2 separate regions of the Homo sapiens genome follow, and region 2 is linked to region 1. The links are chromatin contacts, found by Hi-C or POLR2A ChIA-PET in ENCODE. All regions are on one chromosome and are shown on one strand. The core of a region is the stretch at or near the end of the contact, and the rest is flanking DNA. Distances in the headings are between cores, read along the strand shown. Region 1 overlaps CRTC3 (CREB regulated transcription coactivator 3). Region 2 holds the start of FES (FES proto-oncogene, tyrosine kinase).

Evidence for each region. Hi-C counts contacts between places; a loop is a spot of excess contacts on that map. ChIA-PET counts read pairs that join two places held with the same protein, here RNA polymerase II (POLR2A). Pooled maps may share reads with other maps.
Region 2: a pooled map shows a loop between it and region 1 (2.6-fold over the local background). The contact joins the promoter of FES here to the enhancer-like site in region 1. A Hi-C loop is called at or near these places in 2 of 50 pooled maps. POLR2A ChIA-PET finds 5 or more read pairs at or near these places in 2 of 52 experiments (T-cell and activated CD4-positive, alpha-beta T cell).

The regions. Positions count from the first base shown.
Region 1 is chr15:90,567,371-90,575,074 of GRCh38, reverse strand. All of the region lies in intron 2 of CRTC3 (CREB regulated transcription coactivator 3), which reads right to left. Among named protein-coding and RNA genes, the nearest start is that of CRTC3, 41 kb to the right of the region's middle. Within about 2 kb of position 3,679, at least 18 of the 41 ENCODE cell types and tissues checked have a DNase peak (open chromatin) inside an H3K27ac peak, as active enhancers do.
Region 2 is chr15:90,878,684-90,886,387 of GRCh38, reverse strand. FES (FES proto-oncogene, tyrosine kinase) reads right to left here and starts at 1,884. Exons shown (of 19, transcript NM_002005.4): 1 at 1,844-1,884; 2 at 1,130-1,351; 3 at 803-976. The coding sequence starts at 1,342. It overlaps FURIN (furin, paired basic amino acid cleaving enzyme), which reads right to left. Exons shown (of 16, transcript NM_002569.4): 9 at 7,412-7,624; 10 at 6,844-6,944; 11 at 6,614-6,717; 12 at 6,404-6,521; 13 at 6,115-6,294; 14 at 5,573-5,697; 15 at 5,348-5,458; 16 at 2,931-5,102. The coding sequence ends at 4,510. RefSeq lists enhancers at 739-1,168, 2,706-2,835 and a silencer at 1,799-2,308.

The DNA of each region.
Region 1 (7,704 bases), core at 2,430-4,929:
TCCAGCCAACATTAACTTTTGATACATGAAAAAATTGTAATGTCTGTTAGAAAAAAAATTTCAGTATAAAGAAAGTCAAATGACAAGTGGCAAATGTGGAAAATATTTACATCTCATATCACAGATAAATGGCTAGTTTTTCTAATATATAAAAACTCCTAAAAATCAGTAAGAAAAAGATCAACCACACAAAAGAATTAAAGGCAAAAGATATGAACAGATTGTTCACGGTAAACATAATACAAATGGTTCATAAACAGGAAAAAACACACGTTACTCATAAGAAAAATGCACAAATTAAAACTAAACAGAAACATAATTTTTCTACTATGTAGACTAACAGAGATCAAACAGTTTGACAAAACACTGAGTTGGGGAGGATGTGGGCAAACAGGCACTTTCATATACAGCAGAGAGGAATGTACAACTTCTAGGGAGGGTGAACTGACAATATCTACTAAAACTACACATGCATATGCTTGTGCCCCAGCAACTTCACTTCTAGTCATTTTTCTTGCAGCTATACCTGTATATGTATGAAACTGTATGTGCATAATGTTGTTCATTGAAGCATAGTTTTTTTGTTTTGTTTTGTTTTGAGACAGAGTCTCGCTCTGTCACCAGGCTAGAGTACAGTGGCGCGATCTCGGCTCACTGCAACCTCCGCCTCTCAGGTTCAAGCTATCCTCCTGCCTCAGCCTCCTGAGTAGCTGGGACTACAGGTGCGCACCACCACACCCAGCTAATTTTTTGTATTTTTAGTAGAGACAGGGTTTCACCATGTTGACCAGGATGCTCTCGATCTCTTGACCTCGTGATCTACCAACCTCGGCCTCCCAAAGTGCTGGGATTACAGGTGTGAGCCACCACGCCCGGCCAATAAGTTTATATATTTTTTTAAAATCTGTAAATTACTTAAATGTTCATTAATAGGGAACTAGCTGAATAAATTATGACAAAGTCATATAAAAGAATACTGTGTACTAATTTTTAAAACAGATAAAGGTGTACTTTGTGAACTGACATGGGAAGATCTCCAAGATGTATTATTCACTTAACTTTATTCACTTAACTTCATTCAAGCAAGGTACAGACATGTGTATGGTCAACTATCTTCAGAGAAAAGTGTGGCATGAGGTGGACTATATATTCACATTTGCTGATACATACATAAAATATTCCTGAAGGAATAAATAAACGTGACAACAGTGGTTGCACCTGTGGGGAGTGAACTGGGTGGCTAGGACAGAGATGGAGAGGATACTGTTCACTGCACTTTTTGCTTATCTTTAATCTTAGACCACATGAATGTATGTTCATATGTATCTGCCTAAAAACATAACTAAAAGTAAAATCAAAGAACATATTACAAAGTTACAATAATATACTGATGTGGAAATGGACAGAGGAATAGGTAGCCATATCAATGGGAAAAAAAACAGTAAAAAACAGAACAAGCTATGTAAAAAAGAAATTATTCAAGAATTGAGACAATAGATTAGCTACAGAGGAAAAAAAAAATGGGAACCCTCTCTCAAATCTCACATCAAAATAAATTCCAAAGTAATAATAGCATTAGAATACAATATGGATGAAAAACGGGTGAATGTTTAAGAAATCTTGGCATGATTAAGGCCACTCTAAACATACTAGAAATTGTAACACAGCAGTCACAGAAAGACCAACACATTTAACTCATACAAATTAGAGCATAAAACTCCCAAACAAAAACTACTAGATGGAGAAAATATTTGGAATATACAAGGAAGATTACGGTAGACAGACTCCAAGGTATCCCACAATGATGTCCACCTCCTGGTGTTCACGCCTTTGTGGAATCCCCGCCCTTGAGTAGAGGCAACACCTGTGACTTGTTTCTACCCATTATGCTAAGTGAAATAAGCTGGTACAAAAAGACAAATAGTGTGTAATTTAACTTGTACGAGACACCTAGAATAGTTAAATTCATAGAAACAGAAAGTAGAATGGTGATTCAGGAGCTAGTGGGAGGTGGCATGGGGAGTTGTTAATAGGTACAGAGTTTCTGCTTTGCAAGATGAAAAAGTTCTGGAGATCTGTTTTACACAACAATGTGAATATACTTAACACTAATGAACTGTAAACTTAAAAATAAATCAAGATGTTAAGTTTTAAGTTATGTGTTTTTTAACCACAGTTTTTTTAAAAAATGGATATATTGGCGGGGCATGGTGGCTCACGCCTGTAATCCCAGCACTTTGGGAGGCCAAGGTGGGCAGATCACCTGAGGTCAGGAGTTTAAGACCAGCCTGGCCAACATGGTGAAACCCCGTCTCTACTAAAAATACAAAAATTAGCTGGGTATGGTGACGCACAGCTGTAATCCCAGCTACTCAGGAGGCTGAGGCAGGAGAACTGCTTGAACCCGGGAGGTGGAAGTTACAGTAAGCCAAGATTGCACTACTGCACTCCAGCCTGGGTGACAGAGTGAGACTCCATCTCAAAAAATAGAAATCAAAAAAAGGATATATCCAGTGGGGAAGAGTATATGAAAGAACAGACACTCATATGTTGGTGAGAGTAGAAATTGATATCACCTTAACAGGGAATAATACGGTAATATCTACCTTAATTTTAAATGTACAACCCTTCTTACCCAGCTATTTTACTTCTAGGAACATATCTCACAAATACCCTTATGTAAATATCCAACACGATATCATAACAAGAATGTTCCCTGCAGTTTTCCTCTGTAATAGTGAAAAACTAGACATAATCTAATTGTCTCTCAATAAGAGACTGGTTATATAAATGATGGGATAGCTACATAAATGGCTGTGCTGCTGTCATTAGAAAGAATATATATCTTTAGGTACTGACATAGAAAGATACCTAAGGTGTATCAAGTTCTGCCTTTTTTTTTTTTTTTTTTTTGAGAAAGAATCTCGCTCTGTCAGCCACGCTGGAGTACGATGGCGCAATCTTGGCTCACTGCAACCTCCGCCTCTTGGGCTCAGGCAATTCTCCTGCCTCAGCCTCCCAAGTAGCTGGGATTACAGGCACACACCACCATGCCCAGCTAATTTTTGTATTTTCAGTAGAGATGGGATTTCACCATGTTGGCCAGGCTGGTCTTGAACTCCTGACCTCAGGTAATCCACCTGCCTCGGCCTCCCAAAGTGCTGGGATTACAGGTGTGAGCCACTGCACCCAGTCAAGTTTTGCTTTTAAGATGGGAGTTATTCAGTATAGCATGATTCCATTTGTGTAGAAAGAAAATATGTATATACACACACACGCTTGCATATACTTCCCAGAAAACTGCAGAAAGGGTGCAGATGAAACACTTAGCAATAGGTACCATGGGGATTAGAACTGGGGGGAGGGTGTGAAGTAGAGAAGGGGAGACTTTTACTTTTCATGTTTCATGCTTCCATATTATTTGAGTTTCTACAACAAATTTGGAAGAATAAATAAGTGAGCAAGCAGGCAAGCAAATGAATATCCTTCCAATAGCTTTACACCGCCTTAGGACAAAATCCAAATTCCTTAATAAGAAAGCAAAGTCCTTTGTGATCTGGTTCCTACTTCAAGCTCCAGCCTCATCTCTCACCACTCCCTTCTCATGCTCAATCTATGCTCCAGTGTCACCAAACTTTCAGTTCCTCCAAGCTTTGCCAAATGCAGCTTCTTTTGCTTAGAACACTCCTCACTCCAATCTTCAGTTATATAGCCCTCAGGTCCCAGCTTAGTCACCTCTTCCTCCAGGAAGCCTTTCCTGGGACCTCCTCCCAACCCGTTTGGGTTAGGCACCACTCGGACACAATCCAGCCACTCTCTGAACTCCTCTATTGTGGGTTTGTCACATGGTGTCACAATGACTTGTAAAATCATCTGCCTCTCCCACTGGACTGAAGTTCCGCCAAGCAGTGACTGTGCCTGTCTGGGTCATTGTATCTCCAGCATCAAGCATTGTGTCTGACACGCAGTGTCCAATAAATATTTGTTAAATTGGACTTTTATTATTAAAAAAATATAACCACATTATGGACAATTTAGGAACGTAGAAAAGGGGAGGATTATAATTCTACCTTCCAAATACAACCACTATTTTCATCCAATGTTTTTGTTCCTCGTGTAGTTTTTTTCATAGCTGTATTCCCCCAAGCTGTGCCCTTCAGACACAGTCGTTTTGGTCAGGGAACATTTTGCTGCACTCTGCTGAAGCACGAGCCTTTTGTAAGCCAAAGTAAAGATCACTGTTTTTATCATCAAGTAATGTGTGTAACAGACCACAGACACCCCAGATCCTCTCTCATCACAAACCATCTCTCATTTCTGGGGACTTTGGCTTTGTATTTCATTAATTACTGGCTTGAACTCTTATGAGGATGCATTACTGTTATCCGGACCTCAGGTAATTCACCTGCCTCAGCCTCCCAAAGTGCTGGGATTACAGGTGTGAGCCATGGTTTTTAAAGAACCATGATTTGTTTACAGCCGGCTGGGTTAGCATCTAAAGAATTACTATTCTTTCCCCAAAAAAATCATTATAAAGGAGTGTTATATAACATATGTATTACTGAAGAAATTGTCAGGGATTTCACTGAGGATGTCCCTAACAGTGGTGGAGTCAAGAGTAAGGGCTCATACTGATGCCCACATAACCGACTTTTCTAATGAGGGTCTATAAAGAGAAACTCAAGAATTTGAGAGAAGAAACCCACATGAGATACAAGTGACTTCTTAGACCATCTCCGAGCCCTGCCTCATCCCTCATTGTCCCTCCATCCCTCACACCCACCTGAAATCAGAGGCTGGCAACTGGCAATGAGACTAAGGCACAGAAGTAGAGTCTCTGTTTTGCTCATTACTTGACAATTTTTTAAGCCACATTTTTAAAAAAGTAGTGTCAGAAGCTTTTGGCAATGTCAAAAAGACACTAAAGACAAACAAGTTATGTCCTAGCAACTGTGTGAAAACTTCATATACTCCTATAACCATCAGTCCATATAATTGTATTCCTTTTTAAGTATTTTGTTCAACATAGTAATATATTTTTTCATGTAGCTGAAGTCTTTACATTCATAATTTCAAACTGCACTGAGCTGATAGATCATATTTTACTGAAATCAATTACTCACTATAATAAATAATATTACAACATTATCAGGCTACAGGTTTTCTTTTCAGATATTAAATTACTTTCTTAGGATAGTGTCCCCAAAGTAGAATCTGTCAAATAATATTACTATCTTAACATCCTTTATATATATTCCAAAACTGTTTTTGAAAAGATGTCAGCCTAGGCAATATAGTGAGACTCTGTCTCTACAAAAAATAAAAAATTAGCCAGGCATGGCGGGGTGAACCTACAATCCCAGCTACTTCAGAAGCTAAGATGGGAGGATTGCTTGAATCTTGAAATTTGAGGTTGCAGTGAGCTATGATCACACCTATGCACTCCAGCCTGGGTGACAGAGCAAGATCCTGTTTCTAAAACAAAAAGCAAAAAAGACGTATACCAATTTACAACAGGTATATGTCTCAGGAGTTTGAGACCAGCCTGGCCAACATGGTGAAACCCCATCTCTACTAAAAATACAAAATTAGCCAGGTGTGGTGGCGCATGCCTGTGATCTCAGCTACTTGGGAGGCTGTGGCAGGAGAATCGTTTGAACCAGGGAGGCAGAGGCTGCAGGGAGTCAAGATCACACCACTGCACTTCGGCCTGGGCAACAAGAGCAAAATTCCATCTCAAGAAAAAAAAAAAAAAAAAGGTTTTGTTTACAGGCCATGTATGGTGGCTCATGCCTATAATCCTAGCACTTTGGGAGGCCAAGGCAGGAAGACGGCTTAAAGCCAGGAGTTTGAGACCAGCCTGGGCCAAAAAGAAAAACTCTATCTCTACAAAAAAATTTTTCAAATGAAAATTATTAGCTGGGCATGGTGGCATATGCCTGTAGTTCCAGCTACTCAGGAGGCTGGAATGGGAAGACTGCTTGAGCCCAGGAGTTCAAGGCTACAGTGAGCTATGATTGCACCACTGCACTCTCGCCTGGGTGACCGGGAGAAACTCTGTCTCTTTAAAAAAAAAAAAAAAGTTTCGTTATACTTGTTTACACCATACTGTAGTCTATTAAGTGTGCAATAGCATTATGCATGAAAAATATATACACTTTAATTTAAAAATACTTTATTGCTAAAAAATGCTAAGGATCATTTGAGCCTTCAGTGAGTTGTAATCTTTTTCCTAGTAGAGGGTCTTGCCTCGATGTTGAAGGCCACTGATTGATCAGTGGTGGTTGCTGAACGTTGGGGTGGCTGTGGAAATTTCTTAAAATATGACAACAACGAAGTTGGCTGTATCAACTTCCTTTCACAAAAGATTTCTCTGTACCATGTGATGCTGCTGGGTAACACTTTTACCCACAATAGAACTTGTTTCAAAATTGGAGTCAATAGGTCTGTAATCCCAGCACTTTAAGAGGCCAAGGCAGGTGGAACACTTAAGGCCAGGAGTTCAAGACCAGCCTGGCCAATATGATGAAACCCCATCTCTACTAAAAATACAAAAATTAGCCAGGCATGGTAGCATGTGCCTGTAATCCTAGCTACTCGGGAGGCTGAGGCAGGAGAATCGCTTGAACCCATGAGGCAGAGGTTGCAGTAGGCTGAGATTGCACCACTGCACTCCAGCATGGGTGACAGAGCGAGACTATTTAAAAAAAAAAAATTGGAGTCAATCCTCTCGAACTCTACTTCTGATTTAATAAACTTATGTGGTATTTTAAAATCCTTTGTCATTTTAACAATGGTCACAACATCTTCACCAGGAGTAGATTCCATCTCTAGAAACCACTTTCTTTGCTCATCCACAAGAAGCAATTCCTCATCCATTCAAGTTTTATGAGATTGCAGCAATTCAGTCACATCTTCAGGCTCCACTTCTAATTCTAGATCTCTGGCTATTTCAATCACATCTGCAGTTACTTCTTCCACTGAAGTCTTGAACCCCTCAAAGTCATCCAATAGGGTTAGAAGCAACTTCATCTAAACTCTTGCTCATGTTGATAAGGTTGTGACCTCTTCCTATGAACCATGAATGTTCTTAATGGCATCTAAAAGAGTGAACCCTTTCCAGAAGGTTTTCAGTATGCTTTGTGCCATGATCCATCAGCGGAATCACTATCTATGACAGCTATATATAGCCTTATGAAATGTATTTCTTAAATAATAAGACTTGAAAGTTGAAATTACTTCTTGATCCATGGGCTGCAGAACAGATGTTGTGTTAGAAGGCATAAAAACACTAATCTTCTACATTTCCATCAGAGCTCCTGGATGATTAGGTGCACTGTCAACGAGGAGTGATATTTTATTTATTTATTTATTTATTTATTTTTTGAGACGGAGTTTCACTCTTGTTGCCCTGGCTGGAGTACAATGGCACAATTTTGGCTCACTGCAACCTCTGCCTCCCGGGTTCAAGCAATTCTCCTGCCTCAGCTTCCCGAGTAGCTGGGATTACAGGCATGCGCCACCATGCCCGGCTAATTTTTTCTATTTTTAGTGGAGACAGGGTTTCACCATGTTGGCCAGGCTGTTCTTGAACTGCTGACCTCAGGTGATCCACCTGCCTCGGCCTCCCAAAGTGCTGGGATTATAGATGTGAGCCACCAAGCCCAGCCAGGAGTAATATTTTAGTTGTTTGTTTTTTATCAA
Region 2 (7,704 bases), core at 635-3,134, 310 kb before region 1:
GCCAGATAGTAAATAAATATTTTACGCTTGTAGGCCATAGAGCCTCTGTCACAATTACTCAACTCTGTCATTGTAGTCACAGACAATATGAAAACAAAAGGGCATAGCTGTGTTCCAGCAAAACTTTATAAAAATGGGCCCACCCTTGAATCAGATGATCTTTTGGGGCGAGGAATGGGGCCAGGGTGGCCACCAGGGGCCGCTGTGGGTCCATGGCAAGGCTGGGCTCTGCACTTGAGGAAGGGGTGTGGTGCAGGGAGGGTGACCAGCACACTGAATGGGGGCACTAGGCTCCCAGATAAATAGTTCCAAATCACACAGCCTCTAGACTGAGGAGCTGGGTGGGATTCAAACCTAGGCAGGCTGACTTCACGGCCCGAATCCTCGACCTTCGGGGGGCCATGCTGCTGCCCAGTCTCTGGGGCCCTGAGAGGAGGCTGCCTAGGTCGAAGGCAAACAGACTGACCCTCATTCCTCTCCCTGACTCTCAGAACCCAGAGCCAGATGGCACAGTGTGGAGGCGAGTACCGATTCTGAGCTTCTCCCAGGCACGTGACCGGTCACTCATCCTTACACTCCCAGCACTTTGCCCAGGCACAGAAAAAGCACAGAGAGGCCTTGCTGCAAGCCAGCTCAACGTAGGGGAAGGAAGAGAGGAAGCTGCATCAAGGTTAGAGCAAGCCAGGCCTGCGGTCAGGGACTTACACTTCCCCAGTGAATCCAGGGCCTCTTGTGCAAAACAACCCCTTCGAGGCTCAAAATTTAGACAGAAATGACCGAAGCCCCAGTGCTGCCCGCTCACCTTGGTGAGCTCCTGCTGCAGCTGCTGCCACTGCTCGCTGTAGGTCTTGCGAAGCTGCTGCCGTTCCCGGATGAGCAGGCTCAGCTTGCTCAGGGGCCCTGAGTTCAGATCCTCTGCGTGCTGCCGCAGCAAGCGGCTCAGGCCCTCAGTTTGGCTGGTGATCTCAGCCCAGGACTATACAGCACAGATGGGGGAGGCAGGGAGGGGGGCACAATGGCTCCCAAGCATTGGCCTGCCAGATCTCCAGCCACTGCCCCAGAGGGCCCCCAGGAGAGGAAGGAGAAGGCAGATACAGCCAGCACCCACCAGAGTCCCATAGAGACCCACCTGACTGATGGGGCTGTCAGGGCTGATGGCCCGGCTCTGGCCCCCACTGTCCTGCAGGGACATGTGGTGAAGCAGTCCTGCATACTCCCTGTCACTCTTGACCCGCTGGGCCATCCACTTTCTCATGCCCTCCAGTAGACGAAGCTCGGCCTCCTGCATTTGCTGCAGGACCCCGTGGCCCTGGGGGCTGCACAGCTCGGAAGAGAAGCCCATAGTGCTGTTCTGGGGACAGAAAAGGGGCCATCCCTGGAGGCAAGGCAGCAGCTGGAGACGGAGGCATGGGACGAGGAGACTGGGGACTGTAGGGTCAGGATGGACTGCAGACGGGGAGGAGGTGGGGTCCTGCCTCGCTCACACGCAGCCATGGGTACCCAGCAGCAGCCTGGCCTGGGGACTGGCCCTCATTGCTTCCTTAGCGTCAGGGTCTCCTCCGCACGTTCGGGAACAGGAGCCAACCTGGAGCCTCCCTCCCCAGGCCCTTCCACCCACCACCCCTTACAGGGACACCCTTGCCCAGGTCCTCGACAGGCCAAGCCTGCCCCAGCTGAAGCCTCAGGCGCCCACAGCCTGAGCCCTGCCCCTGCGGCCATCCCCGCCCTTCCGCGGCCCCTACCCCCACCTGGGTGGGTCTCTGGCCCTCGGAACGCCTGCTCTGCCCCTGCCTGCCGCGCCCCCAGCTCCCACCGCTCCTCCAGGCCCCGGGGCTAGAGGTACCCGCACGGGCAGCTGCTCCTGGGACGGCCTCGGACCGACTCAGGCCCGGTGCGGACCCCGGCCAGTTCCTGATTCCGCGCTTCCTCCTCCCGCGGTTTCAGTTGGCCCAGGCCCCGGGGCGGGCCTGTGGAGGGGAAGGGGCGGGCGGGACCGGCCCGACCGCCCCGACGCCTGCCAGCCCCCCTGCTCCGCGCTGGGCCGCAGCCTCTAGCCGGCCGCACGGCCACGGAAACGGAAGGGAGGAGGGGGCCGGGAAAGAATGGCCCAGCCAAGAGCCGCCCGCGCCCCGCAGGCCCCAGGGCCCGGCAGCGCCCCGGGAACACCGGGAAGGGGCGCAAGGTGGGGGTCAGGAGGGGGAGCCCAGGGCGAGGCCCCAGGCAGATGCTGGGCCCAGGGAAGCCCAGGGTGTCCGCGGGTACTGAGGGGAGGCGCGCAGTCCTAGCACCAGGCCAGGGCCACCGCAGAAGAGAAAGAGGGAACCCTGGTCCCAGCCCTCCCCACCTCACGGAATTCCCTAAGGAGAGGCTCAGGCGCCAGCTTCCATTTGAATAAAATTTCCAAGTAAATATCCCGAACAGAGACTGCTTCTCGGATACAGATCCTAGTGGTTTTGTCCCCATCCTCCTACCCCCAGGCAGGGGCTTCCTGTCCCAAGGGAGACCTGGGGAAATCAAGGGGCAGGGGTTGGGGAGCGGACAGGCGTGGAGTTTTCCATTTGGGACTCAGGCTCCCCACAAGAAGTCATCTTGATTCAGTCAGGCCTCCCTCCACCTTAGGCCTCAGCCCTATAGCCTGTGGCGACCAGATCACTTCAGCCCAGGAAGACACAATAGGCCCAGTTCTTCACACTGCTGGAAACCAGGACTTTGGGAGTTTAGTGCTCAGCTCCTGAGGACCAGGGGTCACCAGCCCCACCCCAGGGGCACCAGCTCCTCCACTAGGGGCTGGCGCATCCTCCCGCCCCTTGGAGGACTTTGGCCTTCTGACTTGGGCCCACATCCAGGCAGGCAGGCCACTGTGTAGGCCTAACTGGCCCCCTATCCTCAGCTGCGATGCAGGAGCAACGGTACCACACTGGAGACTGGGCCTGGTTTGCATAGTCTGCACGTTTAATCACTTTAAAACCTCTAACATTATCTCATGTCCATTAAATAGAACCAGCAATGCTGGGCCTGTTTAAATTACAAGAAAAAAATCACTGTGCACCAACCCAGCATCTTACAAAACCAGCCGGGCTGGCCACGAGGGCAGGGGGATGGGAGAGGAGGGGGCACCCCTGGGCAGATGGCTGGGTACCAGGAATGGCTAGGGTAGAAAAGAAAAGGGGACTCCCAGATGGGAGGGGACTGATTGTCCTAATGGGAGGGGTGCAAAAGGCACGTCAGAAGAGGAGGTTTGAGGGGGGCATGACAGGTCAGTGCTTTCTCCACCAGGGCACAGTGTTGGGGGGGCTCAGTGCCACCACCTGCCCACCTCTGGCACTTGGAGAGCCAGTGACCTATGAACCCCCGGCATGGCGAGCCCCACTTGAAACACAGATGTCAGCCTGCCCCTCCCACTGGGACCCCCTTTCCTTGAGCCCGCCTGGCTGGCCCGCCTCTTCAGGACTTGGGGCTCAACTATTCCTCACTCCTCAGCAACATGCTGCAGCCCCCACACCTCAGGGCCAGGGCAGCCAGGGAGGAGCAGGGCGGACGGTGGGTGTGAGAACGTGGGTAGTCCAGCTGCTACCCCCATTAAAAATACAAAAACAAATCATCAGCATCTAAAGTGAAATAATCACAAAGTGAAAATATATCCTCAAACAGCCCCTGAGATCCCCACAGGGGAAAGCAGCATCGGGTGGGAGGCCAGAGAGGCCGGCTGGGCCAGCGCCCCTCCCCACCACCCACCCAGGGGCTCCAGGTCTGTGAGTGCCAACAGCCCAGGCAGCCCGGGCTCAGAAAACAGGGACTTGGGCCCTGACGGGAGAGGCGGGTGCAAGAGAGGGGAGGGTGGTCAGGACACCAGCACAGGGTTCAGCCAGAGCTTCGGCCTTGGCTGCGCCAGCCTGGTGGCCAGTGGTGGTGGAGGCACGGAGCACAGGGGTGGGTCATGGGACACAGGCCACAGGCCACATGCCACGTGCACACCTGGAGGCACCTGCCTTGCCTTGGTCCCTTCCTATGATGGCTGCTGCCGCCAAGACTCACCAGAGCTGGGGGACAGGGTGGAGGGTGCAGAAGCCCTTGGAGAGGTGGCCTCCTCCCTCAGATATCTCCTAGGCCAGCCCCCGACTGCCTGGATGGGACCATTATTGCTTTAGAGGGACAGGGAAGGGCAAGAGCTGCGGCCTGGGTCAGGAATCCCAACAAGCAAGGGCTGCCCCTCTTCACTCCGCAGGAACTCTGGCTGGGGCCGGGGCCGGGGCAAGCTGCCCTAAAGGTTTCACTCCTTTCTCCACATGGAAGGGGTGCTGAGGGTGGGGTACGGCCCTCCCCACGCCCCAGCTGGTCCTGGGCCCACCTCAGGTGGCCAGGTGGGCCCGAGGGTAGGATGGGAAGCAGTCTCCACCCCTCTTGCCTCCCAGCTGGGGTCCAAACCCAGTCCCAAGATAAAAAAATACTTTGGTGAATTAAAAAGTGCCCAAGGAGGGGATTGGCTTGAGGGGGTGGGCAGTGGGCTCATCAGAGGGCGCTCTGGTCTTTGATAAAGGCGGTCCTCTCGCCCCGGCCCTCGTCCTCTTCTGAGTCAGACGGGCACTCCTCCTGCCAGGCTTCAGGGGGCAGCCCCTTGTAGGAGATGAGGCCACGGTCCATGGTGTACACCTTCACCCCCCGAAAACTAAAGCCAGAGCGCAGCTGCAGGACCAGGAAGACAGTGACGAAGACCAGCACGATGAAGGCGCAGCTGAGGCCGGCCACCACCTCAGGCAGGTGTGAGGGCAGCAGCCCTGCCCGCAGCCGTTGCCCCGCCTCCACCTCCGGGGGCAGCCGAGGTGGCTGCTGCTGTGGCGGGGACTCTCGGCTGCTCTGGCTTTGCCGGGAGCAAGTCTGCTCCACAGGGTCCAAGGAGGCGTGGCTGGGGCAGCTGAGGCAGTCTGTCAGGGCCGGCCCCTGGCATGTGGCACATGAGGCGTGGCAGGGGGCGCAGACGCTGGCCCGGATGGTCTCCACGTCATTCTCGGTGCTATAGTGCGTATCGAGGACTTGGGGGGCGAACCCTGGAGGGCAGTGCTGGACACAGCTCTTCTGGTGCAGGGAGAAGCCTTCCTCGCACACTGCCGGCGTGGGAGAGAGGGCAAGTGTGTGTCAGCTAAACAGACTGTAGCCCCAGGACCACAGCAGCCCCAAGCCAAGTCACCACATCCCCAGGATCCTCCAGCCCCAGGACTGTGGTCATCCCAAGAGCCCCAGGGGCCCTAGGTCTCTTGAGACTTTTTTCTGTTAGAGCTGGGCTTCAGGACAGGCACCCGCCTTACCCCCAGACTCAGGCCCCCAAAGCCCAACAGCACCCACTACTGACCCACACAGGCCTGACTGGACGTGAGGGTCTTGCAGCCACTGCTTTCTGGAGGTACGGGCAGCCCCTCAGGGGCGGTGCCATAGAGTACGAGGGTGAACTTGGTCAGCGTCCCTGTTCCAGAGCGGGGAGGAGGCAAGAGTTAAGACAGTGCTGGCACCACACCCAGTGCTCGAGATCCTGCCAGCCCTCCACCTCGTACCCCTACCCCTCAAGTGCCCCCAGTACCATAGTTGTTGGCTTCGCTGGTGTTTTCAATCTCTAGGACCCACTCGCCAGAGGGATCCTCATCCCAGGAATGAGTTGTCATGAAGGCCCAGTCATTAAACCCATCTGCGGAGTAGTCATGTGGCCTGGGGAGGGGAGTGCACACAGCCCTGAGGCCTCTGCGGGACCCCAAGCCAGGGACATCTAACCCACAGCACATGGGCCACACACCCTTCCCCCACGCAGACCAACCCCATGGGGCCAGAAGTGCCTGCTGGCTTGGCTGTTTCTCAGTGAGCCAGACGTGCTCAACTGGGGGATTCTAGAAAGGTACACAGGCACCGCACAAGGTGGGGCACACTACTGACATTAAATGGTTGCAAGCCAGGGATTCCTGCAACATGGGACAGTCCCACAGGACAAAATTGTCCCTCCCAAAATGCCAAGAGTGCCCCACTGAGTAGCACTCAGTGCCCCCTGGGCCGTGTGAGCGAGCAAAGGCAAGCACGCGGGCTGTGAGAGGCGGCGGCGCTGGGCAGGGCGGGCAGGGACAGAGCAAGCACCTGGCTGCCAGCAGGGTGGAGCGGGTGCCCATGGGGCTGACCAGGTGGATGGCCAGGTCGCCACGGCGATTATAGGACAGGGTGAGCCGCGCCTGAGCGTGCTCCAGCCGAGTGATGTGGTTGGGCTCGCCCAGGCACGCGGTCACGGTCTTCCGCACCTCGAGCCGTTTCCCGATGTCTCTGTGCAGGAGAGCACCATGATGGTCAGCCTGGCCCAGAGGGACCAGCGGGCACCCCCTGCGACTCTCAGGTCCCACTGGCCCCCTCCCAGCCTGGGTCCAGCCCTCACTTGGGCTCGGTGAGGATGTCGATGATGCACTTCCGCTGGGGGGCCACTGTGGTCCAATTCTGGGCCAGGGCCACCATGGCGCCTGCGTCCAAAAGCCCGTAGCCATATGAGTGGCTCACTGTGGGGACAGGGAAGGTAGGGTCAGCTGTCAGGCACAGAGTGCCTTCTACCTAACTCCACATCCAGCCTGCCGGGCCAGCCTGCCCTCACCTTTCCGGCCCACACCATTGGTGGCCCAGTCGTTGGCATTGAGGTGGGCTGGCTTCGAGGTCTGTACCACCAGGTGTTGCATGTCCCGCCATGTGAGGTTCTTACTGCAAAGAAGGAAGGGAGAGGCTGGGGATCAGTCTTTTTTGGGAGCAGCTCTCCAGCTGCCCTAAGGGCTGCCCTACAGAGAGTGCTGGTAGGGACAGGGTTGCCGCTGGCCCCCACCCACTTACTTGGCCTCCAGGGTGAGAGCAATGATGCCGGCTGCTAAGGGGGCAGAGGCTGAGGTGCCCGTGTGAGACTCCGTGCACTTCTGCCGCAAGTCAGTCGTCACCTGCCAGGAAGAGAATCATATTGGGGCCTGTGATGGGTGGAGGGGGCTAGAGGAGCCACCTGCCTACCCTCCCTCTGCATACAGGCCCTGGGCACCACAGATGGTATGGGGAGCCAGGGCCAAGAACCCCAGGTCCCAGCTGCTGCCTTGCTAACTTGCCGTGGACATGCTAATGACGAGCCCCTCCTGGGCCTCATTTTCCAAAGGAATAAGGGGGTTCAACTAGAGGGTGGAGATGAATAAGAACAAAGTATGTTTTTAGAGAGAGTCTAGGCTTTTCAAAGTCTTCAGAGATGGCTCCATGGCCTCCAAGAACCTACAGAGCCCCAGAGTTCATGTTGCATGATGCCTGAGCCACTATCACCCAGCCACATGGGGGTGGAGGCAGACAGCCTCCAAAAGAGGGTGCTGGACAGAGCCAGCCAGCAGCCCCATCTCCCCAGCCCCCACCCCCAGGTAAGACTCACGATCTGCTTCTCATTCTGGTTGCCACTGCTGTAGGTCGTGGCCAGTGTGGACGAGCAGGCCTCGCTGTACCACGGCACGTTGCCAAACTGCGTGGCGCTGCTGATGGACAGCGTGTAGATACTGTTGGTGTAGCCGTCGCAGTTGCAGCTGTCATGTTCCCGGCCCCCGTTCCCCGAGGCCCAGACAAAGATGGAGCCCAGCCCCCCTCGGCCCTGTGGACAGAGTGGGCTGGGGTCATTCAAGATTGGGACTTGAGGGAGGGCTGGCAGGAGGACACTGCTGGAAAACTGGG